2 separate regions of the Homo sapiens genome follow, and region 2 is linked to region 1. A link is an interaction called in ENCODE POLR2A ChIA-PET data of the cell type or tissue named here. Cell type or tissue: PC-9. All regions are shown on one strand. Links, peaks and the distances in the headings refer to the core of each region. The heading gives the core; the rest is flanking DNA. Region 1 overlaps AKAP13 (A-kinase anchoring protein 13). Region 2 overlaps AKAP13 (A-kinase anchoring protein 13).

Region 1 (16,658 bases), core at 6,252-10,251:
GAACCATTGAACAGTAATTCTGCCAGGATTTTGAAATACAGCAACCAATCATTTCATATCTAAACCAGAGCTGAGAGTTACAAATTTAAAGGAGGTTCTGAGTTTATTTCCCTTTTCTTTTAATTTGGGGAACCTGTAGTAAAATATTTTATTATTTACAGCCATACTACTTAACAGTAGTTACTTACAGTATTAATTGTCTTTCCTTTCTTTCTGCAGCCTCCATCCTGCCCTCTATCCACACAAATGGTCCCAGATTCTTTAAAAACAACCAGTGCTTTTAATCTGTCTCATGCCACAGGGCCAACATGCAATTATTAAAGATTCCAGAAAATGAAATATAAAAATATTTTATACATCTTAATTTAGCTATAGCATTTGTGTTCATGAATTAAATTTTCATTTGATTTACTTAACTACAAGATCTAGCACCTTACCAAATTGTTTAAGCATTCTTATGGGTCAACACTGTGGCTGCTTTAGTTCCAGTTAGGGCAGAAGCCCATCTGGAGTCTCACAGCAAAGTTTCTGAATTAGGACACCACCTAGTGGGGGATGCTGAAGACCCAAACAGAACACCAAAGGCCAGTGAATATTTTTGTGGGGGTGTGGGGATAGGGGTAGGGCTCATCTTCTGCTACTATGTATTTTTTCCTGAAACCCCAAAGTGAACATAAAGTAGCAGCATGTGAATGGACACTGGTTAATGACTCATCAATGATCAATTTTACTCTCTGCAGAGAACACAAGGTACTAAGTGAAAATCAAGGGTTCTTTGTCTTCCTAGGTGTGCCATTATCTCACTGAGCAACTTGGGAGATACTAGTTTGACCCTCTGGACCAAGATTTCCAGAATGGAAAAATTAGAGATTCAACGCTAGGTCATATCTGAAGATCCTTCTTGCTCTAATATTATATACTGCCAGTCTGAGACTAGGAAGTTATCACATGCCATATAGTTCATGGGATACGGTAGTTTCAGAGGAGAAAGAAAAAGGAATTGAGACATTCTCTTAAAACTTGCAGAAAACATTATTCCTGCATAATGACACTTTCTACCTTTGTTCTTCACATGAAATGGGAAGGAAGGAAAAGTTTACCACAGTCAACAATTTTCATTAATCTAAACTTAAATATAGTGATCCATCCAGAGTTACACATATGTTGGTGGTAAAATGTATTAGAATACAGATAAAACATTTAGCCTCCACTTGAGCAACTCCTGTCTGCTTAGATAATAGACTGCTTCAAATAAGACAAATGAATATTTGAGAGGTGAAAGAAGAAAATACTTTACAATGGCTGCAAAGGATCGTCTCCAATTAGGCTTTCCTTGTACTATGGCTCCAGGAGAAGCAGGTCTACTGTTCCCTCCTAGCATTCACTAACATACAGATTTGAAGATTACAAGACAGTAAAAGGGTAAAGGAGAAGGAGAGACCTAGAAGGCTATAACCACCATTTCTTTTCAAATTAGTAGCAAGCAGTAGCCAACAGCTCCTTTCCTTAACCCTTTACTATCTTTGCAAGAAGAAAACTTAAGACAATTTAACTGGCAGCAGCTAACTGACAATAATAGCAACAATTAAAATAACAACAAACTAATATGGAACAATATAAGAAAAAAGTATCTTCGTAAACTTGTGCTCTTTACAGGAACAAGGTCTCATGGATCATACACACAAATGTTAAATTCTACTAAAATTACCAACAGCTTTGTGAAATAAAAGGAGGGAGGAAGGAAGAAAGGGAGATGGCAGAATCAAAATTTCAGTTGGGAAAAAGTGACAGGATAGTTTAATCTTGAGGACAAGTCTTCTGGAGCAAGATTTATTAACCACAACATTTACTGAATACCTCCTGTTTGCCAGGTGCTTCCACAGGTACAATTTCATTGATTCCTCATAAAAACCTGTAAGGTGAAATTTTACTGTCTATTTTACAGATGAGGAAAAGTAGCACTTAGAATTTAAGTCAGTTATATAACATCACACAGCTAATAAAACAGATTTGCTTTAAACTCAGTTGTGTAAATCAGTCTTTCCACTACATCTAATTTTGCCACTTGATAAATCCCCCAAGAAATGAAACTATAACAGAGAAAAGTTAGTATTTGAGGAAAGAAAACTTGGGATTCATTACTCATAATCAATATCCCTACATTTGATTTTACATAAATGCTAAAGGACAGAAAAAGATGTTTTTTAAAAAATAAAAATGCCAAGTGATTCTTAATTTTACATTAAACGGACTCAACTTCTCTGCCAACATTTCAATATTTGACATTCCACTTTTTAAAAGTTTCTCTCTATAGTAATATCTTACAAAAATAGAATGAACAAACCAAACATACAGACTAAAAGATCTCTGGATATTGCTACCCAAGTCTTCCTGAAAATGAACAGATACACTGATCTGGCTTTTCTCTTTGGAGCAAACATTCATTATTTCTTTTGGCAGCATTTCAGATATTTAAAGATGGCCGTCGTGCTTCACCACCCTCTTCAGGCTTCTCTTTCGAATCATGATTCCCACAACGGCTCCTCAGACAACAGAATACCTGAGTGCTCTCTAGTTAGTGTACTTCTTGTGATGTGGATGCCCCAAACAAAATCCTCTGACATGGTGCACACTGGGATAACTAAGATCAAATTGGTTTTCTTGACACACATATTACACCGCTAGAAGAATAAGTTTATTGTGAAATAAACTTACTTCCCATATATTTTCTTTCAGTGTGACTTACAGTATCAGGTCTCCTTTAAACTATAATCTTGTGATTTTGTTTTAAAACCTACTTTATAGCTTTCTGTATAGATATATTCTCTCAAATAAATTCTCATTTGTTTTAAAGTTATCATTTTAGCCTTAAGAGAGTATAGTGAACCTAAATTCCATCACTGAAGTAACAGCTGTTTCTCCAAACTCTGTATCATTCATAAATCTGAAGAGCAAGGCTAATGATGGAACCCAGAATTAAATCACTAAAAGCCTCCCCTGGTAGGACATCTGTCCATCAATCAGCACTCCTAATATATATATATATATATATATTTTTTTTTTTTTAGACGGAGTCTGGCTCTGTTGCCCAGGCTGGAGTGCAGTGGTGAGATCTCGGCTCACTGCAAGCTCCGCCTCCGGGGTTCATGCCATTCTCCTGCCTCAGCCTCCTGAGTAGCTGGGACTACAGGCGCCCGCCACCACGCCCAGCTAATTTTCTACATTTTTAGTAGAGACGGGGTTTCACCGTGTTAGCCAGGATGGTCTCGATCTCCTGACCTCGTGATCCACCCGCCTTGGACTCCCAAAGTGCTGGGATTACAGGCGTGAGCCACCGCACCCGGCCCCAGCACTCCTAAGATTAAGTAAAATGCTGGTCTATCAGCTACAAAGCCAACTGAATTCTGAGTCCCATACCTCCATCTTCTATACAATACAGAATAATTAATAAAACTTCTTCCTGAAATTAATACATACTAAATGTATGGCATTCTCCTATTCAACCTATCAAATAATGCTATCCAAAAGGGAAATGAGACACTACTCATGCAGTGTACTGTTTGATAACCATTTATGTTGTCTATTTAAAACCAGATCCTAAAGACTGTTGTATTTGATAAAACTATAAGCCATATTTACTCATAGTTTTGAATCTTCTAACAACATTTCTTTTTAGCATGACCACAAGAACATAAGACAGTCCAGCACTGACAAAAACAAAAACAAAAGCTACTTCATAATAGTACAATGACACAAGAACTTCTTCTCACATGTAGAAATCTTACCAATTTCATGAAGCCCGTAAGTGCAAATTTTTGAGTAAAATTACTATAAATAATAGCATCCCTTTTAAGGCATTAAGGTAAGAAGAATATGTTCTCTCCACATTTACTTTTTCTTTCTTTTTTTCTTTTTTTTTTGTGAGACAGGGTCTCACTCTGTTGCCCAGACTGGAGTGCAGTGGTACAATCTTGGCTCACCACAACCTTCGCCTCCCAGGCTCAAGTGATTCTCCTGCCTCAGCCTCCTGAGTATCTGGGGATTATAGGCACGTGTCACTACTACCCAGCTAATTCTTGTATTTTTAGTAGAGACGGTGTTTCACCATGTTGACCTGGCTGGTCTTGAACTCCTGACCTCAAATGATCCACCCGCCTCGGCCTCCCAAACTGCTGGGATTTACAGGTGTGAGCCACCACGCTTGATCTACTTAAACATGATAACTATACCATCAAATAGTCAATTCAAATGAATTCACAACCTTATGCTATTTTTCCCACCCAAATAGTTGGTATATATACAAGTGCAAAATGCGTATGTGATTCAGACAAAACCACCAGTAAAAAAAATCTATTTCAGATGGTAATCTAGATCTTGAAAAGTATTTATTATGAGGTAATTTTTAAACAGGTTTACTAAAGTATAATTTACACATAATAAACTGCACCTATTCAAAGCATAATAAATGTTTCATGTATTGTCAAATTTTCCTAACATGTTTTTAAGATACATTAGAACTTTTAAAACCTGAGGGCCAAGAACACTAAACATGGCAAATAGAGTAACTAACAATTTCAACAACAACCAGGAAATTTCACATGGAAAATCTGTGACATTATTGGGACTGTATAGTACAACTCCATGTCACTGCCCTAAATCTTCAATAAGCTTTTCAGTAAAGTTTAATCATTAGGCAACTATTTATTAAACATGTACGCTTGGCATCGAGGATACGGCAGTGAACAAAATGGATATTAAATAATTACAATCATGTTTGAGACTGGCCCTTACAGTATATTACTAATCTGAGACTTGATGGAAGACTTAATAGGAATTAACCAGGCAAAGGGTGTATATGTGTGGATGGTGCTGTAGGGAGGCAGGCAAGGAAAGCTAGAGAGACTGACCTGTGTCTACGTTCAGGCAGAAGACTGCATAAGGCCCAGAGGGAAGAAAGAGCACAGAGACAAAGGATGAGGCCAGCCCCAGCTGAACATGTTACTTGTGTTCACAAGTGTATTGTCGCTACAATAGGAAAAGCAATCGAAGAGTTGTTAGCAAGGGAAAGGCAGGATCGCATCTGTATTTCAAAAATATATTTTTCTGGAATACGCTCAAAAGACAGAAGGGAGCAAGCTTAGAGACAGATGAGTCAGAAAGCTGTTAGAGAAGTCAGGTGAGAAATGATGGCAGTGTGAACTCAGCTGCTGAAAGCAGAGCTCAAGAAAAGAAACCGAGAGTCCAAAAATATTTAACATTAACAGGATATTGGGCATTGGGGTGGGAGCAGAAGTAAAAGAAGTGTGACGATGGACTAGGTTTCTGTCCTGAACAACTAGGTAAAGGGCGGAATGCAGCAGAAGTAGGTGGCAGGGGAGAGATCAGATGATGAATTCACTTTTAGACACAGTGAATCTGAGACATGGTATCTCAGAGATATCTGAGCAGAGCCATGGTAGGCAGTTGAAAGTGTGTGACTGGAACTCAGGGGAATGGCTGAGGTTGGGCATTCAGATTTGGGAATTAACACACAGAAGTGGCATCAAGGAAACTAAATGGAGAAAGTATTTCAAAGAAAGGATAGTAAACAGTGCGAAATGCTGTAAAAACGTCATGCAAATACAAGATCCGGATTTTGCTAGGCAAATATTTCATAGATCTTGGTGAGGGTAGTTCTGGCGTAGTTGTAGACTGATGAAAACTGGATTTAAATATTCTACTATTTCACAGGGGAAAACTTAAGGTTTTTTGGGGGAGGGGAGTGGGGGGGTGGAGTTTCGCTCTTGTTGCCCAGGCTGGAGCGCAGTGGCGCGATGTCGACTCACTGCAACCTCTGCCTCCCGGGTTCTAGTGATTCTCCTGCCTCAGCCTCCCAAGTAGCTGGGATTACAAGCGCCTGCCACCACGCCCGGCTAATTTTTTTATTTTTAGTAGAGACGGGGGAGTTTCACCATGTTAGCCAGGCTGGTCTTGATCTCCTGACCTCAGGTGATCCACCCACCTCGGCCTCCCGAAGTGCTGGGATTACAGGCCTGAGCCACCACGCCCGGCCCTTAAGCTCTATCTGTATACTAACTCTTCAGAGTTTTCTCTTAAGACATTTTTTTCCTTTAGAGAAAATGCCTTAAGTGAATCCTTATATAATGGTTGCTATAAGATTACTAACCTGACAATAAATAATTTAGATTGTTAAGAACTTTAAGAAGAAAACAAAACACTGACAGAGAAAAAGGGACCATTACCAAGAAGTGAGTTCCATGCATCACGACTATCCTTTTGTATACTTTTGATTGTGTCAAAGAGATCCTGCCATAGAAACCAAAATAGAACACTTGAATACACGTACTGCTGTCTTGGTCAGGAATATGAACAAAGGTTTCATATAGCTGAAGGAGAGAGGCAGGGTGGACAAGTGTTTTGGAAAGGAAATGGAAAAAGAAGGGAAGAGGCAACAAGTGAGAAACTCCTTTTCCATATGATCATCTATGGAAATAAGAACAAACTTCATTCCATAAAAAACAAAGGCAATGAGGTAAAAGGAAACAATGCTGACATTTACTGACCATAATTCTGTAATGGGATCTCGTTGTCATCAGCATGCCACGGTCAATTAGTAGCAAACTAATGAATATTAGCCAAATTTCTTTACCCATTCAGCAAATATTTAAGTGTCTGTTTTAGGTGAGTTGCCCTGTAAGGTGTTATGAGAGATATACAAATACATAAAACATTTTTGAGTCCTCAAAGAAAATACAGCAGGAGCAACTGTATGAAACACAAACACAAGACAGCTTGGGTAGGTAGTACAGATGAAAAGCAGAATTTCAGCAAAAGGAAGAGGATCTCTGGCTGAAGTGATAAGAAAGAAAAGATGCTGTTTTAAAATAAACGGAAGGAAACAGAGAAAATGGAAGAGAGGAGGTGGGTGTTGCATATGAAGAGTGTGAGTGAAGGTAAAGATGTTAATGAATGCCAGGTATGACAGAGGAATAGCACAATGTCTGGTTACATGCATCAGATTCATGCAAGGGACTGCTATGACATCAGGTAGGAAAAGCATTAACAGCATAGGTTATACAAACAGATGATGCAAGAAGAAAACCACCGTATGATCTAGGAATCCCACTACTGGGTATATATCCAAAGGACAGGAAATCAGTATTCACTCTCATGTTTAGTATACTGTTTGCAATAGCCAAGGTACAGAACCAAGTTAAGTGTCCATCGACAGATGAATGGATAAAGAAAATGTGGTACATATACACAACAGAATATTATTCAGCTGTAAAAAATAATGAAATCCTGTTATTTATGGCAAGATGGATGAGCCTAGAGGACACTACGTTAAATGAAATAAACCAAGCACAGAAAGACAACCACCATAAGATCTCACTGATAATGTGGAATCTAAATAAGTTGATTTCACAGAAATAAAGAGTACAACAGTGGTTACTAGAGGCTGGGACAAGGATGGGGAGAAGAGAATGGGGAGAGGTTGGTCAATGGGTAAAGAGTCATAAGAGGAACAAATGTAGTATTCCATCACACCGAAGGGTGACTATAGTTAGCAATAATATATTGTATATTTCAAACTAGCGGGAAGAGAGGATTTTGAATGTTTTCATCATTAAGAAATAATTAACGTTTGAGGTGACAGATATGCTAATTATCCTAATTTGATCATTACACATTGTATACATGTACCAAAATATCACACTGTACTCCATAAATACGTACAACTATGTGTCAATTAAAAATGAAAAAAGTGTATGTGTTATGCTAAAGAGTTTAAGACTCTATTCAGGGGCAATAGGGAGCCAGTGAAGATGTTTGAACAAAGAAGTGATATGACTTAGGCTGTCATTCAGAAAGGCAGTACAAAAGTCTTTAGCTTCATCCAGTCTAATCTCCCTTGTCTGGATTTCAGACTACTCCATGACCCTTAACCAATCTCATTTTCTATTGTTCTTCAAGATAAAGCCTAATTGTGTATCAAGGTTCCACAATCAGAATATGGTTCTTCCTACTTCAAGGCCCCCGGCTCTCAGAACAATCATGGTTTCTGGAATTCCCTCTCTCGCCTATCCACCTTAGTCAAAGTCCATCCTTTAATTCTACTTTCCCAATTCAGCTCTCTCTGCCTACTCTAACCCTCCTTAAAACGCTCTCCTTTGAACCACTATGGGGCTTAGACTCTGCCTTGCTGACTCTATGGTGTCCTGCCCTGTGTTGTTCATTGCTACTGCATGTTGGTCTGATTCTAAGCAAATAATAATTGCCTTAAAGGCAACAGCCATTTCTTAAATTTCTCCAGAGTGCCAAAAATGGTATGATACATCCAAGGTGAGATGAATAACTAATAATGTCTTCGTTTACCACCACAATCACAACCCTAAGACTTCCAATGGCTGACCAAATTTAGTTATTAAACAAGGAGAGAAAATAATTTTGTCTGAAGTAGTTTCTGTATTAGAAGAATACTCCTGGCCAGACACAAAAACTCCTGCTCAAAATAACCACAACCCAAGGAAAATATGAATCCCACATAAAATAAAAATGTATTACTTTAGGAAATTACTTGACTTCTTATTTTTCTCTTCAAAAAAAGAATAGCTCTAGCACAGTCACACAGTCAGACAAGCCAAAAAATGACTCAGCTTCCCATGGAAGACTTCCCTCATCCCTCCAGGCAAATATACACCATTGTACAGTCATGCGCTCCAAAAAATGCAGAGGTACAACTTGCTCTTTTTATCAATTGTCCAAAAAAACAAAGCAAAGGGGAAAAGAAAGAAGTTCTTCATGAAAAAGCCTATTTGTCAACACTACTGCCAGGTTAATTTTGGCATTCACTCATATTCAAAGCAATAAACTTGCTTCTGTTCATTCAGAGACTATTATCTGGAGCTTGTATTTTGAGAATTTTACTTAACTAGAACACATATTTTAATGTTCTGGAAATTTTTAAGAAAGTACAATGTAACTGTTTACCTTAGATTACACTGTGAACATTTGCTTTGGAAGGGTTATCACAAAAATATGTTTAAAGAGTGGAGAATGCTCCTTTACTTAAATACATACTAGCAGAGATGTCTCATACAGGAAACATCAAAGGAAATGAAGGGACAAATGAGTAGCTTAGTGACTCTATTAAGCTAGCATCGTGGTTAAAAGCATGAACTCTGGAGCTAGGCTGCCTTACGCAAGTTTTAAAACCTTTCTGTTCCTCAGTTTCTCACCTACAAAATGGGGATAAAAATAAAGGCAAATGGTTAAAAAAAAAGGTGTGAGCAATAAATGAATTAATGTATGTTACATTTTTGTCTTATTTTTTAAAAGGAGGTATTTAAGTCAGCCTACAAGGGTGCATATAAAATAAAACCAAGTAACTATGGTAAATTCTGACTCAAGTCAGAATGGAAAGAACAAAACACTTTTCCTTTCAATCAGACTACCATATCCCCTCTGGATCTATTTTGTACCATGACAAAGGAAAGCAGAGGGAAAAGTGAAGTCTTCTGATTATCTGATAACTGGAGAAGGTAGGGAGCTACCTCAAAAACTAAGAATAAAGGAACTACTAAGTATCTGAAGCTGTTTTACAAAGAAGTACTTCTTTAAAAGCCAAGATAGAACTAGGAACACAGATGGAAGAGTTAAGTCTCAAAAAAAAAAAAAGAAAAAAAGAAAAAAGCCTCTTCATCTGAGGCAAAGGGAAAGAAGAAACGACAGATATTTATAGATTTTTCCTGGCCAATCCCCAAGTGCCTAATTTGGATTGAACTTAAAATGTCCCCGAAACAATCCCCACCCAGAAGGCTGAAATACTAGTGTGACCCATTGGGGTAAAGAGCATCTAGCTCTGAGAGGTGATCCTGGGAAAGAAGCCTTGCACCATGACCACTTCTCTGGCCTTTTCTCTCACCTTTCCTTGCAAGATTCTTCTACTTCAGTCACACAAGTCAACTTACTGTTCTCAGATTATTTTACACCTGGCTGCCTCCATGTCCTTGACCCTGCCATGATGTTCTTCCCAGTCTAGGCAAAACCGGAAAAGTCTTTAAGATCTCTTCAACTGTAGTCACCCCCATGATGCCTCCACCAAACACCTCAGTCAAAAAACTGGCCTATCTTGCCTCTGACTCCATTAGAACTGTGTTAGCACTCATCCATCAATTATCACAGTTAAGTAGGGGCCTGTTGTACAAGTCTCGTGGAACAAGACATCTCCTGTTTCTTTGGATTTCTTAGCATTCAACAAATGGCTTCTGTGTAAATAAATATGCATATCTGAAAAGGATCTTTCAGGTAAAGGAACCTATGCTCAAGGGTAAATCAAACCTAGGCTGGGCACTGTGGCTCATGCCTGTAATCCCAGCACTTTGGGAGGCTGAGGTGGGCGGACCACCTGAGGTCAGGTGTTCAAGACTAGCCTGGCCAACATGGTGAAACCCCTTCTCTACTAAAAATACAAAAATCAGCTGGGCGTGGTGGTGGGTACTTGTAATCCCAACAACTCAGGAGGCTGAGGCAGGAGAATTGTTTGAACCCTAGAGGCGGAGGTTGCAGTGAGCCAAGATCATGCCACTGCACTCCAGCCTGGGTGACAGAGCAAGACTACATCTCAACAAAAAAAAAAAAAAAAAAAAAAAAAAGTAGATCAAACCAGTGCAGAAAATCTAGATTCAGAAGCTCCTTTATTTAAAAATGTAAAATAAACCACAAATATCTGACACACAGATATGCACTAAAGGGCATCCACTCTGCCCACTACAAACAAATGGTACTAGTAGTTAGACCTTATAAATACATGAGATCTATCAGAAATTTATCATTAAATGGAGGATATTCTGTCTACCCTTAATGCTGTTTTAAAAATTTTAATCCACTTTATTGAGGCATGACAGAAATACAAAAAGTTATGTATATTTAAAGTACACAACTTGATAAGCTTGAAGACTGAATGCTTTTTTAAAATATAAATGGAAGTTTGGGTGGGTTCCATAAAATTATCCATCCTTGAGATATGTCTAAATACATATTGATTTTTATATTATTTGTTCACAATTATTTATAAGCTTATATCCCAGTACCTTTTTAAAACAATTTTATTTTAAGTTCCGGGCTACATGTGCATGACTCGGGAGGTTTGTTACATAGGTAAACATGTGCCATGTTTGTTTGCTGCACCTATCAATCCATCAACCCAGGTATTAAGCCCAGCAATGCATCAGCTATTTATCCTGATGCTTTCCCACCTCCCACCTCACCCCACAACAGGCCCCAGTGTGTGTTGTTTCCCTCCCTGCATCCACATGTTCTCATTGTTCAGCTCCCCCTTATAAGTGAGAACATGCAGTGTTTGGTTTTCTGTTCCTGTGTTAGTTTGCTGAGGATAATGGCTTCCAGCTCCATCCATGTCCCTGCAAAAGACCCTTTCTAAGTGTGCAAATATCTCCCTCTGGAATTTATATGAATGTTCTACAATTGTTCCCAGTGAAACTTTTAAATATCCTCTCCACAAAATGGTAAATTATTCGAGACGAAGTTTCATGAAAGCATTCTGATAATTTCTCAAAAAATAACGGGATGTATGTGTGTGTTTAATGGCTCAGAAGCCCTGCAAAGCGCTGACTGTCGGGAATAGTTTATCTAGGAAATTAGGTAATCCATGGGGATTAAGAGCATAAATTATTACCAGGGGCACCCATGAGCTCTTAGTGCAGCACTGAGCAGGAAACATGTAAGTTGTCCCTCCAACTAGCCATCTATAGATTATTAACATCTCTCTTCTGACTGCCCTATGAAGATGTTACAGTAAACATCAGTGGTATTCAAGAGCTTAGCATATGGTTTATTGTTAAGAAGAACTTCCCAAATCTTCCTAATCTTTCTTTCATATAAGTAGGGTTTTCCTGGGTCTGAATTCTAATGGCTCTATGCATCTAACTCTCATTCTGATGAACCTAAAGAAGCTTTGAAGGCTGGGTGCAGCAGTTCATGCCTGTAATCCCAGCATTTTGGGAGGCCGAGGTGGGTGGATCACCTGAGGTCAGGAGTTCAAGAACAGCCTGACCAACATGGTGAAACCTCATCTCTACTAAAAATACAAAAATTAGCTGGGAGTGGTGGCAGGTGCCTGTAATCCTAGCTACTTGGGAGGCTGAGGCAGGAGAATTGCTTGAACCCGGGAGGCAGAGGTTGCAATGAGCCGAGATTGCAGCATTGCACTCCAGCCTGAGCAACAGAGCGAGGCTCCAACTTAAAAAAAAAAAAAAAGCAGCAGCAGCAGCAGCTTTTGATTGGTTCCATTTCATTACTGAGTCAATTATCCAAATTCTATACAGACAGAAAGATGAATCACCTCTCTTGGTTCAGTCCTAAATACTCATTTTAATGGGTTATCAATGAGGACCTTCCTATTCTTCACCTAATTTTTAGCTGCAACTCCTGCCACAGTGATTAAATCAGCTTTTCAACCTCAACTTACAAAACTTAAATCTTCAAATGTATTTATTATGTAAATAGGAAATAGTTATTTTTTTTAAAGTGACCTATTTAAGGTTGTCAGTGCCCTGAAGGAGAGAAAATAATAAATGAAGTAAATACTGTATCCCCTTATGTAGAGCTCGCTGAAGCAATACTTAACAAAAAACTGTCAACTAACTAGATATCAACCTTGCTGAAGTTCTTCCTGTGTCCCTTTTTCTTTTGAGACACTCAACACACATCAGACATTATAAATGTCTGCCATGTGTGAGAAATGTGACAAGTCACTGTGCATGAAAACATGGCTGAAGCAGAGTCACTGGCAGGAGGCGGCAGAGCTCCCAGTGCAGTACTTAGTGAGGCACATGAGATACACTGCAATTCCACTGGGTCTGTTCCAGTGTGGGGAAGGAGAAGAGTATAACAGGAGGCCTGAGAGAGCGAAGAGGACACCACAGGTAACACTGCACATCAGGGAAGGGCTTTAAAGAAGGAAAGGGTACCCATGTTGACTCCAGAGATGCATTTCAGGCACAGAATACATTGAGTGAATACAACAATAAATTTCAAATAATAAGGGGATTCTGGCGAGGCTGGCAGCTGGACTGTGGGGTGAAAAAGTATAGCTGATGGGACTGTACAAGTAATCTTCAGAGACAGACTGTAAAGTCCATGTATGCCACATCACAAAGTTTAAAAACCAAGGAGCTATTTAATTTACTTTGAGCAAGAATCTGCAACATGGGCTAGACAAAGTGGTTCTCAAAGTGCGGTCTGCAAAACCTTGAGGAGACCTTTTCAGGGTGTCTGTGTGATCAAAACTATTTTCATAGTAATGGTAAGATGTTACTTGCCTTTTTACTGTGTTGACATCTGCACTGATGGTGCCTTAGCACAAACCAAGGCATTGGTGCCAGAATGAATCAGGAGTCATTATAGTCTTCACTGCCATACTCTGAGTACACACCTTTTTAAAATTCTGTGTGACAAAATGGGAAGCAAACACATAATACTTCTGTGTATGTGATGTGATGCCTGTCTTGAGAAAAATCACTTGTACAGTTATTTTATGTTGTGAGCTAAACTGCTTTTTTCAGGAAACAACACTTTACTTAAAAGAATGACTGACAAATAATGGTTATTCAGAACTTGGGGTTATTTTCTTAGAACCTGCTTCTCAAGGGAAACAACTGACAGTATTTATAGTTGATAAAATTCAGACTTCAAATGAAAATGAAAATTCTGGAAAGCCTGTAGTCGTCACTATGAGTTTGCCAGTTAACAAATACTTAAAGACATTTCTGATGAGACTAGTAGTAACATTAACAAATTTGAGTTTCTGATATTGTAGAATGAAACATTCAACATTTGGAAGAGTTGTATTACTCAGTGAATCAATATTTTCCAAATGACCAATGTAGGATTTTACAAAATTATGCATGAGTAAAAGATTCATTGAAAGTATGATAGGCTGGGTGCAGTGGCTCACGCCTGTAATCCCAGCACTTTGGGAAGCTGAGGCGGGCGGATCACTAGGTCAGGAGTTCAAGACCAGGCTGGCCAACATGGTGAAATCCTGTCTCTACTAAAAATACAAAAATTATCCAGGTGTGGTGGTGCACATCTGTAATCCCAGTTACTGGGGAGGCTGAGGCAGGAGGAGAATCACTTGAATCCAGAAGGTGGGGGTGGCAGTGAGCCAAGACTGCACCACTGCACTCCAGCCTGGGTGACAGAGCAAGACTCCGTTTCAAAAAAATATATATATATGAGATAGACCAGACCCAGCACAATGGCTCACATCAGTAATCACAGCACTCTGGGAGGCTGAGGCGGGAGGATCACCTGAGATCAGGAGTTCAAGACCAGCCTGGCCAACATGGAGAAACCCCATCTCTATTAAAAATACAAAAATTAGCTGGGCATGGTGACGCACGCCTGTAATCTCAGCTACTTGGGAGGCTGAGGCACAAGAATGCCTTGAACCTGGGTGGTAGAGGTTGCAGTGGGCCGAGATTGTGCCACCGCACTCCAGCCTGGATGACAGAGTGAGACAGAGTACAAAAAGTTCAATGATACGATTTCAGATTGCATACCGAAAGTAGCTTTTAAGAACCTACTGTTTGTCAATTCTGATCTAGTATCAAAGAATATCACAATTATTTGAGAAAACTATTAAGGTAGTTCTCCCTTTTCTAAGCATATACCTGTATTTGCTTAATTTTCTTTATATACTTCAACTAAAACAATATATTGCAATAGGCTTAATGCATGAAAGATGTAAGAATCCAAATATTTTATATTAAGTCAGAAATTAAAACAATACCACTCCTCTAAATTTTTTTGTAGAAAAGTAATTTTTTGTAGAAAAAATATCTTTATAAAAATATAATTTTAATAATGATTAGTTTATTGTAGTAAATGAATTAATAAACATTTTTTAAATTTCTCAGTTTTAACTTCTAATACAGTAAACATTTCTAGATATAACCTATATAAACAAAAGCTCTTTGGGGCTCTTAATTTTTAAAAATGTGAAGAGATCTTAAGACCAAAGAGTTTGAGAACTGATGGGTTATAAGGAATACAAGAATAGCTGGAAGAAAAACACACACACACACACACACACACACACACACACACACACAAAGAATTCAGGTGAGAGAAGATGAGAGTATGAGTTCCCTAAATTGGCAGTTTAATGTGATAAGTTAAATTTACTGTCTCAGAGAAAAAAAGCTTTTCTTATTTTGGGGGAAAAGGATAGAATCTTGGGTGAGAGCTTTCTAACTTAACAGACTATATGAAAGCTAATGCCTTTAGTTATATGTGAGATTAGGTCTAAACAATTTCATAACATTATGAATGATGCTGGTGAATTAAGAGTAATTACAGCAAGAACAATAAACAGAGATGGTTTTCTGAAGGGCAAATAAAATTATTTAGGAAAAGACTTTTGATGACCTATGTGCTAATGAAGTTAACTGAAAGGTACTTCCTAAGGGACTATATGGCTGAATAAGTCTCATTGCATTTTTGAAAGACCAGGGCAAATGGTAAACTGACATGAGTAACTCTTTTTAATGCAAGTTCCTGAATTATTACTCGGATTAGTGCCCATTAATGTACATTTTAATACATAATAGTAATAGATACCCTCATAACAATAATTCTGAGCCATCAAGGATAAATTTTGCTCAGCATTTAAGAAGTCAGCCAAGTACATGGATATTTTAGAAATATAGTGTAGCAAAGGTGTCAAAGTAGAAGATCTGGCACGTAAGGCTTTACCTCCAGCTATCTGACTGCCATTCCAAAAAGATTAACTTGTCACAGGTTCTACAGTGGAAATGTTCCAATAATTGTAAGAGGGTCTTCCCACTCCTGGGGAAAGTGATATTAGGAAGAGCCACAGACACAATGCTAAGGAATGGAAGGTAAAAACGTGGCAGAAGAATTTTATCTCCCTGACAAAGACAAGTTGTTTCTTCAGCTCAGTTATTCATTGTGGTCATCAGGACATAAATGCTTTTTGGGGCTGGGTAGGGGAATATATTCCTTTAAAAGGCTATCTTGTTAAATTTAAAATTAATGTCATGCATTTGTTAAATCTTTTAATTACTATTTGTTTATTAAAAAGAATTTCCTAAAGGAACATTTGTGTTGTGAAAATGGATGTCAATATTTAAAGTCCTGTCTACTACATTAAAAATGGCCCAGCAGTGCCTCTACTTAGCAGCAGCTGTTGAAATTTCCTCCAAGTAATTGTGTATATCTAAAAGTAAAAGCCTGCTTTTAAAAATATTTAACAATTCGTACTTTTAATTTATTTAGATTTGTGCTATTATCTTCCACCATTAGACTAAACTAGTTGGTTATGTGATAAAACGCTTTTCAGAGGAAGAATAGTAAGCTAGCCTTTTTTTTTTTTTTTTTTTAAATCTAAGCTATTCCCATCTTCCCCATTCTATGCTGGGGTGATACACCACAAGAAGTTACAGGAACAACTGCTAAAAGAATTAAACATCTTGGGCCTTTACACAGCTGTTGCCATATCATGGCTTTGGTGCATGGTCGGTCACAGATGCTGTCAAGAGGCTTATGTTTAGTTATCCTTTTGCTTCCCCAACCCCCACATTAAAGGTCTCCTTCACCTTCTCTGTCCTTTT
Region 2 (16,658 bases), core at 4,295-8,294, 93 kb after region 1:
CCCCATTCTGGTAAGCTGAAACAAGTATAAAGATTGAGCACTTATACACCAGGCAATCATCTAGGCATTCACAATACAGAATGAACCTGAAAATAAGATCGCTCTCTCTTCTTTAAACTTACATTTTAGTGGAGGTCATTAGACAAGTAAGTTAATCAACAAGATGAAGGAAAACTTTACTTGATGAATGGGTTAAAAAGGGGAGGGGCAGGGGGAGACATAGAAGAAAATCCAAAAATAAGGCAGAGAGGATGGAGGGGGTATAATAAATGATCACATCCTTATACTCAGAATGCTCCTTAACTCCTGTGTTCCAGTTGACAATAATTCTCTAAATTCTATATCCCATAAATCATTACCAAGTCCATACATTCTCCAGCAACAGGCTTGCCTGGAAAGGGTAGAGTGCAAAGAAGACGAGCTTGGGCTCCAGCTTAAGTGCACAGCAGGCTACAACATCCAAGTTTGTGTTAAGTATATGCTATGATGTTTGCACAACAAACAAAATCACCTAATACCACATTTCTCAGAACGTATCCCCATAGTTTAAACAACACATGACTGTATAGGAAAGCTCCTGGAACATGTTCAACTCTCGGTCTATAATATTTTTAACCTATTTCAATAGGAGGCTGCTTTTCTAATAATTTGTATTTCCTGACCATCTGACATTCCTACTCTTCTTTATCCACCCCTACATTAATCCCATAAAATCAGACAAAAATCTTGAGCCAATAACTTTGTCTATGACTTTGCAACTACTAGAAGGTAAGACATCTTTGTCTTTCAGTTGCTTTTTTTTTTTTTTTTTTTTTTTTGAGACGGAGTTTCCCTCTTGTTGCCCAGGCTGGAGTGCAGTGGCGTGATCTCAGCTCACTGCAACCTCCAACTCCTAGGTTCAAGCGATCCTCATGTCTCAGCCTCCTGAGTAGCTGGGATTACAGGCACCCACCACCACGCCCAGCTAAATTTTTTTGTATTTTTAGTAGAGACAAGGTTTCGCCGTGTTGGCCAGGTTGGTCTCGAATCCTGACCTCAGATGATCCACCCGTCTCAGCCTCCCAAAGTGCTAGGATTACAGGAGTAAGCCACCGTACCCAGCCGCAAATACTCTTTAGTAGTTTTTATATATTGATTTTTTTTTTAAATCAAGGCCAGTGGCTAAATATATTCTATGAAATACAGTCCTAATTATTAGCATTCTCCCAATTACGAACTATATAATTCCTGTTGTAACCATAACAAAAGATTACAAAGCATCAAGGTTTAAAGCACTGAGATTTAATACTATATAAATCTTAATAATGCACTATAGAAAAATCAATCTAGAGAAGGCTGGGCCATTTTAGCATCATAATTAGGGGAGTAAATTCTCATTATGTACAGAATATTTTTCCTTTCGATTTTAGCAACAATTAAAGCCAACAAGAGAAACATACCACCCTGTGGTCACAATTTACTAAGCCCAGCAGCATAACTGAGCAGAAGGTAGTTTTTTACTAAACACTAAAAAGCAAAAATCATCAAGTCAAACCTAGGAACCAGGTCTATTAACAAACAATGCTCCAGTGGGTCCATGACTACTACGACTACCACAGTGGAGCATTCAACAGTATCCTAATCCAAGGAATATCACGGCTGGTAAAACAGAATTATCACTGACTTCAGTTACTACTCAGAATTAGACTTCTGTCTTGTTTATAAGACTCTCTCTTGGAAACATTTTTGAAAAGCTTAGCCTGGTAAAATGTGTAATCTTCTTTGGCATGATGCAACCAGTTAAAAAGATGTTTTTGCAGCGTGTATGAGAAGAGTCCATTTCTCAAGGTACTGAAATATCCTCACAGCCTGAAAAAAGTACAAATAAAAAGTTCCATCCTTTGCAGCACAGGTTGACAAACTATGACTAGGTTGACAAACTATGACCCACAAGTCAATTCCAGCCTCCCACCATCCCCTGTTTTACATTTTGTGGGGGCGGGTGTGGGGGTTAGGGTTAGGGAAGAAAGAAGGCCTTTTAATCCTTTTAATGTGAAAATTACATGAAATTCAAATTTCACTGTCAATAAATAAAGGTTTAATTGAACCCAACCCATTCATTTACCCATCATCCATGGCTAGTTTTGCACTACAATGGGCCATAAAAGGTAATGATTACGTGAGAACTTAGCCCACAGCCTAAATTATTTACTATCTGGACTTTTACAGGAAAAAAAAAAAATTCACTTTGATTTCTAACCTGGTATTCTAAGAATATATCTTCCTTTTCCAGATCAAGAATTTTGTCCTCATATGAGACCCAACATCTTGCTGGGAGACTCTCTGTGCCCCAAGATACTAGTGAAGTCTGGGCCTTCCTTTGGGGACAGAGGAGGTGGCTAATTATAGGCAGATGAAATCCTTTTAGCAATGCTTTCAATATGAACCTCTTTTTACAAGTAAGTTTTAAATTGCTTTCATACCTTTAATTGGGTTTTTGTTGTTGTTTGAGACAGGTTCTCACTTAGTTTCCCAGGCTGGAGTGCAGTGGCACAATCAGGGCTCACCACAGCCTGCAGTTCCAGGACTCAAGTGATCCTCCCCCTGCTGCCTCCCAAGTAGCTGGGACAACAGGCATGCGCCACCACTTCTGGCTTTTTAAATTTTTGTAGAGATCAGGTATCCCTATGTTGCCCAGGATGGTCTCAAACTCCTGAACTCAAGCAATCCTCCAGCCTTGGCCTGCCAAAAATGTTGAGATTACAGGCATGAGCCACTGCACCTGGTCTGTAGTTTTTTTGTTGTTTTGTTTGTTTGTTTGTTTTTAATATTAAGTCACACTACCTTATGCCCAAAATATTCAAGAGAAGAGAACACAGAAGCTCCATTCATTTCAAAGCCTCTTGAAATTTAGATTCCGAAGGCACCTGGAATTAAAATTACCTGTTTTCCTTGAAGGAGTATTCTCTGCACACTGATAAAGTCACTGACAGCAAATAACAAACTGCATTTCAGCCACTAACTCCCATTTTACTCCAGTAGAACCAGGTACCTACTATTACTTGAGATGGCTTTTAAAGATTAAATGAGTAGAATGGTGATGAAAAAATAACAAGGAAAAACAGATCTAGGTAACAATTTTTGTCATGATGCTTTAATCCTACCATCCTTAAAGAATACCCTGGTATTAATAAATTATTCTGCTGTGCCTGGGAAAGACCAGCCTACAAGAATAAATAGACACATCAGTCTGGCTACACAGTGAACAAGTCTGCCATGTTTCTAAATAAAATAAAATAGATCAACTTATTAACAAGGGCAATATTCAAGACATTCTCAATTATCATTTTAGTTTGACCCAACCTCAGGAAGAGTACACACCTACATCACCACCCTCTTCCAATAATCTGAACTTAAGAAACAGCGTGATCCCCTTACACAGATATTTTCCATGTTTCTTCATTAGTGAGAAATGTATCCCTGCAACTGACAATTTTTTCAGGGTCCTAATTAGTTTTGCTGACAGATGACACAAAAACTAATGGAAAAGACCTCTATACTAGGCCTTATTCTGTAAATATAGGTTAGCTCCCCCCACCCCCATATAAATAAACTGTGTTCTAAAATATCACCTATCAAATCACTTATTTGCAAATAAAAACAGGTTTTTATAAAACAGTTACTTTAAAATGGGGTTTTAAATGGTAGCCATGGTCTCACTTTTCCCCATCCTGAAGTAATTCTTAGAGTAGCTACATACTATAATAATGGCACTGTAACTTCCTTTATATATTAAGTTTAAAAAAATCTTTTCACCTAGATTTCAACCCTGGAATTCTAAGAACGTATTTTCCTTTTCTAGACCAAAGATTTCCTCACTTCATAAGACCCAACATCTTGCTGGGAGACTCTCCATGTCCCAAGATACTAGTGGTCTGAGGCTTTCCTTTAACTGGGAAAAGTAACTTGATGGGGGGAAAAAAAAAAGTGTGATGGGAAAGGGAAACGTATTTGGGGGATGGGAAGAGTCAAATTACAGTGCAGGGATGAATGGAAAGAAATGGGCTTTGAACAGGGAAGGTAGTAGATATGGATTAGGAGAATGAGATAGAAAGCCCTGTAGGAGGAAGAGTGAAAGACAGGATGGCACTGATGTCATCTTAGATAGTAAGGAAGTGTCAGCCATAGATTTTCAAAGGTGGGCCCAGTCAGCAGCAAAGAAATCACAGTGGTATACTGGAGCTGGCTTGTGTAGGCTCATGAGTGCTCATTGTTAAATTTTCAGGAATTCTGCAAGACAGCTGTTAAACTCAGCCATTATTAAAAATTACATGATATAGGCTTATAACTAAGTAAACTGCATTAAAAACAAATGTCATAAATACTCAAAACTTATCACTTTCTAATTATTTACCACAACATACTATTCTCCATGCCCTGAAAGTTTGTATCTATTGTATCCAGACAGCAGAAATTCCACATAATGGTGTCCTGCTGCGTGTCTTCACAACTCACATCTCTTGTCAAATCTGTATTCGTAATGTGGTGTGGATACCTGAAATCAACCATTATGGGAGTATTTACACCACTGAAATTGGCAAATGATATAAATGAGGGCTTTCTTTTTTTCTTTTTAACCAGCACACCACTGAGAACAGGTCAGCAGAAGGGAAGGAGAGGGGAAAAGGGGAGAATTTCCACAGGGAGGACCAAGGAAGGCCGTGGCAGGCCCATTTAAGAGACATCACCACTTACGGAAAGAATGGAGGTCTTGCTATAAGACAAAACCCTAGTCAAGTACAAACCATCACAGGTTATAGGTAACAGTGTCATCATAGTTCTCCTCACAGCAGTTCAGTATTATCACCACTTTAAGTTAACTTGTTAGTTTATAACTTGTTAGTGTATCACCGTGATTAAGAAGATGATCTCTGACACCAACCTGCCTGTGTCTTTATCACAGTATGGTATATCACTTTACATCTGTTTAACTTGGGGTATGTTGTTTAACTTCCTTATGCCATAATGGAGGACAAGAATCATCAACCTTATCTCATAAGGTCGTTTTGAAGAATTAAGTGATTGATAAAAGGAAAGCACCTATATCAAGTGCCTGGCACATAATATTCAATAAATGACTACTATTATAATGTGCCAGGATGTACACCCCATTAGAGCATGTTTTATTCACTGAGAAACCTGCTTTGTCTAGACTAGTAAGTTGCATCTGAAGAGACAGAAAGGGAGACACCAAAACTTTAATGGCAGTTATTCCTAGGTGGAATTTTAATACACCATGTGCTTTTCTGAGTTTTCTGATTTTTAACATCTTTGTTGTTAAAAATTGGACAACAGAAAAGATGTTTAAAATGTTAAAGAAGTTGTTAAAAACACAACAAAGATGTTGGAGAAATGCTCACTTAAGGCTTATAAATAACAAAGGGGAAAGCAGAACTTTGGCAGATAACACCTGAATCAAATGATTTAAAAAAAAAAGGAAAAATAACCATAGAGAAATAAGCTAACATCACATTTCACATAGCATGCACTAAGGACACAGCATCACTTACAGTGTTCCTAACAAAAATGCATAACTTCAATCTAGTCATGAGAAAACATCAGACAAACTTGAATTGAAGGGGCATCTATGTAAAAAAATGGTCTGTAACTCTTCAGAAAATGTCATTAACAAAAGACAAAGATTGAGGTCCTGTTCCAGAGTAAAGAAGACTAAAAAGATTTGCCAACTAAACACAACACATGATTTTGGAGTGAATACTTAATAAAAACAAGCTGCTATTAAGGATATTATCGGGACAACTTGCAAAATCTGAATGAGGTTTACAGATTAACATGGAACCAATGTTAAAATTCCTGGTTTTGGTATTGTGCCGTGGTTATGAAAGAACACCTTTGTTCTCAGAAACCACACAACAAAGCGTTTGGAGTAAAGGGACGTGAGACCTACAATTTACTCTCCAATGGTTCAGGAAAGAAATGATAAGAGACAGAATGATTAAGCAAATATGGCAAAATGTCAACAGTTGGAAAATAGGGGCATAAAGTTTATAAGATGTAATATCTGTTCTATCCTTACAGCTTTTCTATAAACTTGAAATTATTTCAGAATAGTTTCCAAGAAATATCTGCTCAAATAATTTATAATCAAATATTTGAAGTTAAAAGGTATAAAATTTAGATTCCTGAGTTTATTTTTTATATCTTGCAGTCACATATTTTATGTAAAGACATTCTTGTAGGCTCCAAGAATTGTGAAATTATAACAAAAACTACCTTTCAATCCAGAATCTTAAAAGTTTCACAGGCCTTCCCAAATTTATTTCCCAGTCTGACAAAATGACAGGATTTATACCCACTGCAAATTTGGGAAAAGTGAAACAAGAGAGTTAAGTAAACTAAATAAAAACTGAGTGTTATTACAGGGTATTACCTTTCCATGAGGTGGCAATTATTACAGTACCAAAAAAAAAAAACCCCTCAAAATCTCATTAACCAACACTGCTTGTATTCACATAACTATCTTCGTTCTCTCCTTTAAACATACAATTGATAGGCAATTGATAACACTTTGCCCAGTTACTCTGCTAAAACAACCAAACACTGACAGGTAGCTACAACTTTTCCATAGGCTAAAAGGCAAAGTCATGGCATTTTAACTTGGCAACTCATGGCAGCCAGTGTTCAATTTCATTAAAGGCTTACACAACAGAGGAACACTCAGTAGCAATGAATATTATCTAGTGTACAGGCATTGGTCACTAATACCATTCTCCAATAAAAAGAACCGAGTCCCTTCAGAGACTTGGCTGATTCCAGGCCTGGGTCAGAGTATCTATAAGATGAGACTGTAATATCTTGTTTTGACAGAAAACAATGAAGTGCTCAAAAAAACGATGGGGCCATGTCTTAAGGACACAGAAGCCAGACTCAAGTGGCTTCCTCTGTACAAACCTGGGACAATTTAAAGACTACACAATCAAGAACAGCAATAAATTATAAACAATTTTTTTAACAAATAGGAAGTCATGAGTCCATATTAATAACAGTAGATAAATTATACAGCAGAGAAGGGAGTTCCTATGAGTATCACAGAATGACGGGCTGACTGCTTAAAGAGGGGAGATTGCTGGAATAGTAAAATTATCACTGCGCAAACATATGGTAAAGATTCACTCTGGCAAAAAGTTATCAATGAATGCTCAATCCAGAGGGAGATTCTGATGAGGAACAGCATACATATTACACAGTCTTTAAGTGTCTCCCCAAAGACTGCTTATTAGTTATAAGAAAGAAAAAAAAAGGAGAATTCATTCAGCGAAATCTGCCAATACACTGAACAGGTTAATCAAAATAAAGATCTCAATAAAGACAGATGACAGATGTGTCTCCAGAGTCACACACTGAGAAAGACACAAGGTTACCTATGCAGTGCTCTGACCAAGCATGCAAGCCCTCAACCTAATCACAAGGAAACGTCGGACAATGAGAAACAGTCTATTAAGCAAGAGGAGAGGGCACTGTATTCTTCAAAATCGGAAAAGACAGAAGATAAAGAAAGGGTGTGGACGTGTTCCACATTAAAGAAGGCTAAGAGACATGACAACTAAAGAGCAGTATCTACCCTGCTGTGATTACAAAGGAGAATATCCCTATTTTAGGAAATACATACTGAAGCATTTTTGAAATAAACAGCCAGGATACATGTAACTTACTGACAGATAATTAAGGAAAAAAATTGTCGGCCTACAGGTAAATCGCTAGAGTGAAAATGATACAGCAAATGGCGTAAGATGTTAACAACAGGTGTTGCCCTGAGTAAAGAATATATGAGTATTCTTTGTACTACTTTTGGAAAACTCTTTATAAAATTATTTTTTAATATTTTTAATATTTTGGAATTATGTCCACATTAAAAGTTTTAAAAACATAAAAATAAAAAATTGTAAAACCTCCAAGGCTTCCCACAAAAAACTGTAAAAAGGCTTTAAAATAAATTAAGGGCTGGGGTTGTGGGAAGCCCTATCAATACAGATGTGAAGAAAGCTCTATCATTAACAGCAAATGTAGAAGTTCCTTCAGCCTCACTCTGAGAGCATGGAGCCTGTCCATGCTCACACAAGCGCCTTTTACCCGAGGACCTAGGAAAAATAAATAATACAACACCACAGACGTTTTTATCACTAAACTAAAATTACAAAAATAGTCAACACTGGGCCGGGAACGGTGGCTCACGCCTGTAATCCCAGCACTTTGGGAGGCTGAGGCAGGAGCATCTACTAAAAATACAAAAAAATTAGCCGGGCATGGTGGTGGGTGCCTGTAGTCCCAGCTACTCGGGAGGCTGAGGCAGGAGAATGGCGTGAACCCAGGAGGCAGAGCTTGCAGTGAGCCGAGATCACACCACTGCACTCCAGCCTGGGCTACAGAGCGAGACTCCACCTCAAAAACATACATACATACATACATACATACATACATACATACATACATACATACATACATAAAAATAGTCAACACTGTAGGAGCATGGTAAAGGTGAGAAAGGAAGATGAGTCAGCACATACTACTGCATTTTCTGAATGCCTACTGCAGGTGAGGGGCTGACTGAGGTGCTTTGCAAATACTGCAAGGTATCTTTATCTCCATTTTAGAGATGAGAAAGCTGTAGCCGAGAGTATTTTTTAAATCTTGCCTTTAAAAAGCTAGAAGGGGTCAAGCGGGAATTCAAATCCAAGTAGGATTCCTAAGTCTGTATTCTTTCCTCTATATCCTGACCTTGAAGTTAAGAGGAGACACAGTTAGGTGTGGGGAAAAAAGAGATACGTGTAAAGAGATCATTGTTGATAGAAGGAACATGTTACATAGCAAGCAAGTCGCAGGCATCGAAGGACTACAGGGTATAGGAGAAAGAGGGTGCTAAGAACAAGAAAGATGGAAGAGTCTGGAGGTGGAGAAGGGAGGAGAAGCAAGAGGTCTGCTTACACTCACGGTAAACCCAAACCCAAACGTGTTGCTTGGGTCCAAACGTGTGACAAAGTCAGAGAGATGTGCAATTATGTGCACTGCGCTGTACATGTTTCTCTTCACCACCTGAGGCTTATGGAAAGCAAAAACTGTCTTTTTGAAACTTCACACAAGGCCCATCTAGCATTAGGAAGTTGTTCCATAACTGAGTAAATAAAGATGGCAGAGATGAGCTTATGCCGAATATTAATGGCAAGCCAAAAGATTCATACTTGAACCTGTGTAGGCGACGAAGAAAAAAAAAAAGACAGTCTTATGTGGTATATACTGAAAGAAAAATGGGGGGTGAGGGGGTGTTAAAGGCAGCAAATATTCCAGAAAGATTTCTCTCACAGTCACGTCCTAAGAAGGAAAAAGAATAGAGACAAAGAAACCATTTGGAGAAAATAATACAAAAACACAATGTGAGAAAGTTAAAAGTGCTTAACTGCCATGGTAGCAAGATCTACCAATCTAAAAAAATAATAAATGTGAGAAAAAAATTCTGTTAAAAATAATTTGGGCCAGGCGCAGTGGCTCATGCCTGTACTCCCAGCCCCTGGGGAGGCCAAGGTGGGAGGATCTCTTGAGCCAGGAGATGCAGACTAAGTGAGCTATGATCACACCACTGCACTCCAGCCTGGGACAGGGCAAGACCTTGTCTCTCAAATTAACAATAATAATAATTTGATGAAATATGACAAGTGACTGGATGGGACTGGAAGATAGTAAGCCTCAAGCAGAATTAAGAGAAAAAGGGGTATCTCTAAGGAAAACTAGTGGCTTGTGGGAATAATTTGTGATAAGATGATGGGGCTTTGAATCTTAAGTTTCATGTATCAGCAGGGTAGACAGGATAGATATTTGTACTTATTCTATATCCAACAGGTAGGTAACAGGGCAAGCTGTCAAAAAAGGGCTAGCCTGGCCAGTCAGATCTGAAAGTCAACCTGCACTAAGTTAAGAACTAAAACCTTGACTGTAGATGAGTTTGTGGTAATAGAGAGCCAATGACTAGACGCTGGTGTTCCAGCAAGGGAAGGCAGTAAGAAGAAATGGATCCAGAGAAACAGGCCAAACAAGGAAGGGCCAGTCCGAGAAGAGGAGAAATCAGAGAAGAGAGGATCAGCAAAGCCAAAAGAGGCAAGGATATAAAAGTCTTGCAGCATTAAAAGGAATGACTTTTTAAAAAGAAATCCTCAGAACAAACAATGGAAGAGAGACGTCTGAAGAAAAGCAACAAACTCAGAAATTTTTTTTTTCTCTAGCCTTAAATGGGTTTTTTCATAACATATCTTTCATCTATCTATTCCTGTGCCTTGAACCCAGAAATGGCCCTATGGACCCAAGAGGAACCCAAACTCAAGCGCCACCTAAAAACATGGGATTTGCCATATCTCTCTCTATTAATGGCAGTCACAAGTGAGCACTCTGCAGCCAAAACTTAAAATACTTGTTTCCCATTTCAAATGTTTCAGAAAGCTCATTTGCTAAACCAAAATAATGATCCCTTCCCAGATTCATGATACACTCAATTCCACACCATTTAAAATATTTCAGAGTTCTCTTTATTTTAACCACCTATTGTTAATAACACCCTTGGTAACTATGAAAGCCTTTCAGGATGATACAATCTTGACAAGATATAATTGTTCATCTGTGATAATCAGGTGGAAACCTAGCCTGCATTAATTAAAGGATTTTCAAATGACTTACTGCTAGCAAATATACATATAGAACTGCCATCCATTACTGGGATCATTTTTTAAAATACAAACATTATATGAAATCATGTTGACAGGTAAATGAGTCTTAAAATATCTGAAAATATTTTGTTACTTTAAACATTTCCTTTTATTATTACTTCAATAATTGTATACTAGCAATAAAATGTATTACTAATATAATTATACATTTATTAGTAATATAACAAATGCTATATTAATACATATACTGACTTCTCTAGGTACAGGGAGATGAATGCCCAAACTCTACCTTGAAGAATATGACCAAAAAGACTTCTGTGGAGAAATGTCTAAGCCCAGTGCTGCTCAAAGCTCAAGACAGATCACCTCGAGCAGGCGCATACTCTCTGAAAGCTTATGCCATTACAGTGAAGCTGGGCCAGAGACTGCATCTCATTCATCTTTGTACACAGCCTCTTCAGGGAAAAAGACACATAAGGTAACAATTGCAGCTGTATCAAAAGCATAGTAAGAGAAGCAAGGACCAGGGACTGCAGGGATTAGAGGAGGCCCTTGACTGCCTGAGCAAAACGCAGGGCAGGGAGGCCTCCCACAGTCTTCTCAAACACAGGTCACCTGGAAGGAGCCTGAGGAATACCGATTCTCTCTCACCTGATTTCAAATTATGTTTGAAAGAAATGATATTTGCAACCAGTGGACAGGGGTGACATGTCGGAGGAGGTGACAGAGGCTACAAACTAAATCCAAAACCATTCAGCTCTCAGACCTGAGAGTTTCTAAACACTGGATATAATGACGCTTATAAAATGTCATGTAACACTAGCAAACCCCAAAGAAACACAAACCTTGTATTTCTAACTTTGTGAATACCCTGAAGTGCTATCCCTTGGCCTTCCTTACATCGGAATTCATTCAAAAGGAGAATATCACAAAATTTAATTATAGGATAAATGAGTTACATTTGTGCTGCCTAATTTAGTGGAGTGCTCTAGAAAATGAAAGACAAATTCATAAGGCACGGTCACAGCAAAGCAGTACCCCAAGGCTCCTTAGGATGAGAACGTAAATATATGATGTTATTGCCATCAAGCTAGAAAACAGAAATCCTACCAGAAGAAAAAAATCTAAAATCCTAAATCACTGAACAGAGCTATCCTGTTCTGTTGGTCCTTTAGTATTACCTCAAAGTAGCATGAATGGCTCTGAGTAGCTTCGTTTCTCTGGGAAATCAATACCATTACAAAGCAAGCATATGCACAAAAATCTTTAATATTATTTAGCACTCACTATTTCTTAAATGCAACATGCTACTCGGTAACAAGGTATCAGCCGCCACACATGGTAGTGAAATATAAAAATGGAGGCTGGGAAACAGAATCAGAATCAGTCACTTAATAGCTACAGACCCCTGATAAGAACCACTTGAAACTCATTTTGTCAGCAAAATGAATTCATTCATTACAAAACTTACTGTAATATGTGTCAGACACTGTTAAGAACTAGGCCTCAAACATGAAAGACAAGGCCCTTTGCCCTCATGGAGCTTATATTTTAGCAGGTAAGACAAATTATAGAAAGTAACATTAGAGGGAAAGTTCTATTAGAAAGAGTAAGACAGCATAAAGGGGTTAAAGTTTGTCTGAAATAGGGATGAGAGGATACTTTTCCTGACAGGGTGGTCTGGAAAAGCTCCTCCAAGGAAGGCAAATTTGAGCTGAAACCTGAATGAAGCAAGTTAAGGGAAGATAAAGAAAGCAGTCAAGGCAAAGGGAATATATCGAGTGCAAGGGAAGTACAAACTCAGCGTGTTCAAAAAATAGCAAAGGTCAGTCTGGAGGAGCAAATGAATGAACACTGGATGGAAGGCGAGGTTGGAATATGGATTTTTTTTTCTTTTTCTTTTTCTTTTTTAGTGTGATGCTAAACCATTGGAGGGTTTTGAAAAGAAGAGTGACATGATTCATGTTTCAAAGGATTACTGTGGTTCCTCTGCGGAGAACAGGACAGAGCAAGGAAACTACAGAAAGACCACTTAGGAAGCTATCAAGAGTGGTCCAGATGAAACACGATAGAGGACTCAGCTAAAGAGCCAGCAGTACCACCACCCCCGTCAGAGGGCTGGAATTCCCCACTTCAACCCCTTACCTTTAAAAAAATCTACACAAGGCCAGGCACGATAGCGCACGTCTGTAATCCCAGCACTTTGGGAGGCCGAGGCAGGTGGATTGCTTGAACCCAGGAGTTCAAGACCAGCCTGGGCAACACAGCAAAACCCCATCTCTACAAAAAATACAAAAATTAGCCAGACACGGTAGTGCATGCCTGTATCCCAGCTACTCAGGAGGCTGAGGTAGAAGGACTGCTGGAGCCCAGGAAGTCGAGGCTGCAATGAGCCAAGACTGTGCCACTGCTCTCCAGCCTGGGTGACAAGAGTGAGACCCTATCTCAAAAAAAAAAAAAAAAAATTACACAAAGTGCCTGAGGAAAAGAGAGGCTCCATCAATATTACTCAGGGCTCATTCCTGCTTGAAATGCTTTGAGAATATCTTGCTGAAACCCATCTGTAAAGATATGGCATCAAATGGACAAAGCAAAATGCCACAGAGAAAAGGAGGAGGGACCTACACCATCAAGGACAGTTTAGGAATATATCCTTGCCAGGATCCATGGCCCCCATTCCTGCCACGCCCTCATGGGCAAGTCTCAGAAGAAGCACACTGAAAACTTTTCCAGCAGGTGCCCACCTGTGCCCAGGGAGCACCACCAGTCTGATGTGTGGGAGTGGAGGAGGGTGATTAGGTGCTACTGCCATCATATCCTACTCCCACTTGCCGCTGCTTTGGGGATGTCAGTTCTAAAGGAAGCAAGCTGATTACACCAGTCCCCAGAAGCTCCCATTCTTGGCCACACGACCACCACCTGTCATCAGGTGTTGGTGACATCCAAATTGGTTGACTAAAAGAATGTCATGCCCTCTGTCTTGGGGCAAAGAGAAACTTGAAGTTAGGTGACTTGTTCTGTCTTTGCTGTGGTTTCTAGACACAAGGAAAAGGCAGTCAGCTTCATGCCATACAACACCAAATGTTTCCTTTTTAATCCCCATTTCATCTAATATCAGGATTGGCAAACTTTATCTGTGAAGACTCAGATGGTAAATATTTTCGGCTTTGTGGGAAATATGGTTACTACTGCAACTACTCGTTTCTTATGTTTTTTTTTTTTTTGGTAGCACAAAAGGAGCCATAGACAATACATAAAGAAATGGGAGTGACTGTGTTTCAACAAAACTTTATTTACAAAAACAGGCAGCAGGCTAGATTTGGTTCACAGGCTGTAGCTTGCCAACCACTAGTCTAATATAACCTTTTAGTACAGTTTTCCAGCAGTTCACACACCCCCAAAGACATCAACAAAAAACAGATTAAGACCCCCTGATTTAGTAGAAGAAACTCATGCCAACATACAGTTACAGTGATATAACAGGTGCTATAAATAGAAACATTTCAAAAGTGCTATGGCCTAACAGAAGATAAAGAAAGAGAAGGAAGAAAATTTGCCAGAGGAGACTACAAAGGCTACCCAGAGAAAGTAAAATTTATGAATTTCAAAAGCCATGTAAGAGCTGACTAGGAAGACAAGAGATAAAGTCACTCCAAGGAGGGGAGAGTATGTACGAAGGCACAGAACTGAACAAACACGGTGTATTCAAGGACTAACGGACCATGGCTTCAGCATAGGGAACATGGGCATAAAGCAGTGCCAAGGATCAGCCTTTATATTCTAGACCAAGGGGGCCCATGAAACGATTAATAACATCATCTGTCCCATGTGCTTTCTGTACATGGTTGGTGAAGGTCAGGCAAGACGATCATAAACAACTGTTTTATATAACACTAATAACCATTGGTCTTCATATGTCCCCTTAGCAGTGAGGTCATCCCTGACCATCCTCAATGAAGTATGAGCTCTCCTACCCTAACTCTCCTTATCTATCTTGCCCTGCTTTATTTTTTCCATAGCATCATTTACTTTCTGACACGTATTTATTCATGTATGTCTATTTAATACATTATATATTATACCTATATGTATATATAAAATTCTAAAAGCATGTATTTATGTATTTATCTGAGTTCCCCTTTCCTCCCAACTGTTACGTAAGCTTCCTGAGAGGTGGGACCATATTTGTTTTATTCAATGCTACATCATTGCCTAAAGGTATGTCTCGTTGTTCTAGGTGCTCAATAAATGTTGGCCAAATGAATGCACGAATTCCTTTCTGGTCTCTCTTTCTGTAAACAATCTTTCTTTTTTTGTTGTTTTTGAGATGGAGTCCCGCTCTGTTGCCCAGGCTGGAGTGCAGTGGCACAATCTCAGCTCACTGCAACCTCCACTTCATGGGTTCAAGCAATTCTCCTGCCTCAGTCTTCCCAGTGGCTGGGATTACAGGTGCCCGGCTAATTTTTCTGTATTAGTAGAGACGGAGTTTCACCATGTTGGCCAGACTGGTCTTGAACTCCTGACCTCAAGTGATCCGCCCACCTCCTCGGTCTCCCAAAGTCCTGGGATTATAGGCATGAGCCACCACGCCCGGCCTGACAATCTTTCTACAATTCATCTTAAATACTTAAGATGACTGGATGAGAAATTAATTAAAAGATCTAGAGTCTAATGGTCTGGGTATGCCAAATTTTTAGCTCAGTTGCCCTTAAGAAGTCACTTAAAATATAACTAAAATTCAAAAAGACTAATGACAAGAAGAGCACCTAACAGCTTCACCCTTATTTATTTAACCTAGGGGCTTTTCCTATATCTGTCTCAGCAGGAAAATACTAAGATAGTATCCACATCCCTCAAAATAAAACGCATTCTTGAAACTAGCCAACAAAGCCATTTTTATAAATCTTTCTTTAAAAGACACCTCAAAGTATCTCATGCAACACGAATAGAAATCCACCAAGAAATTTATCGACTTTTACATAAAGTCATTCCAGATAAAGACTTAGGTTGACTTCACTGTTAGAAAATATTAAAGAATTTTATTTGGCATTTAAGGTTACTTTTTATTTAAACTAGGCTAATCTTTTGCCCAATAAAGATACTGGCCAATGAAATCCCTATAACCTGTCTTCTTTTTTAATCAGGTTGTGTGTATTCTCCTGCCAAAACCATACCCCTTTCTCAATGCCAACACAAAACTATTATTTTAAATACTACTACCAGTCATAGCCCAAATTCATACTGTCTTCCAGCTTCATAATTTTGCAACACTAAGATACAGGATAATTCTTAAAGATGTCCAGGCACCACCTATTTGGTCCATTAAAACAAAGCCAGCAGATGGCGCTCAATAAATCTACTCAAGTTCTGTGTCTATGGAGTAGTTTTAGAGATTGTTCTAACAGGGATTTCAGACAGAAAAGAAATTAAAACTACTCAAGTTTGGATATAATTTAATGTATGGTCCCTTTAATGAGAAGTATTCCTTAAAAGGAAGAGAGTGTTGAAAAATTGTAAGAGTGTAAGTTCTTCTTGTTTCAATGTACAATTCTCCCTCTCAAGTCTATTTTTGTCCAGCAAAGCTAAATTGTTCAGATGGTGCTGGCTTTCAAACACATGTGCGCACACACACACAGAGAGTGAGAGCAAAAGAGAGGGAGAGAGAGAGAGATGGGAGAGAGGGGGAGAGGGGGAGAGGGTGCGAGGGAGAGCAAGAGCGAGAGAGCAAGAGAGAGAGAGCGAGAAAGAGCAAGCGAGAGTGTCTCTACCTCTGAAAAATGTTTCACAACTCTCTGGAAGTGGTAGAATTATTAATTAGGTCAATACTTAAAGAGACATTCTCTCTTTTGCTAACAAAACCATATATTTGGCTAAAATGCAGACATGTAAGGATTTTTTTTTTTTTTTTTTTTTGGAGACAGGGTGTTGGGCCCTGTCACCCAGGCTGGA

The links. Peaks named below come from ENCODE experiments on the same cell type or tissue, not always from the same donor. Only the 100,000 strongest peaks of a DNase experiment are listed, where the experiment ranks them.
Region 2: POLR2A ChIA-PET joins it to region 1 with 5 read pairs; 6 of 35 experiments call an interaction of 5 or more read pairs at or near these places.

The regions. Positions count from the first base shown.
Region 1 is chr15:85,600,088-85,616,745 of GRCh38, reverse strand. All of the region lies in intron 8 of AKAP13 (A-kinase anchoring protein 13), which reads right to left. Among named protein-coding and RNA genes, the nearest start is that of LINC02883, 150 kb to the left of the region's middle. RefSeq lists silencers at 454-503, 564-613 and enhancers at 4,157-4,326, 4,606-4,775. In PC-9, for the core only: no CTCF peak of the experiment used is centred there; DNase peaks (open chromatin) are centred at 8,695 and 9,125; H3K4me3 peaks cover 393 bases; H3K27ac peaks cover 2,907 bases.
Region 2 is chr15:85,504,659-85,521,316 of GRCh38, reverse strand. The region is part of intron 2 of AKAP13 (A-kinase anchoring protein 13); the gene reads right to left. Among named protein-coding and RNA genes, the nearest start is that of AKAP13, 130 kb to the right of the region's middle. In PC-9, for the core only: no CTCF peak of the experiment used is centred there; no DNase peak of the experiment used is centred there.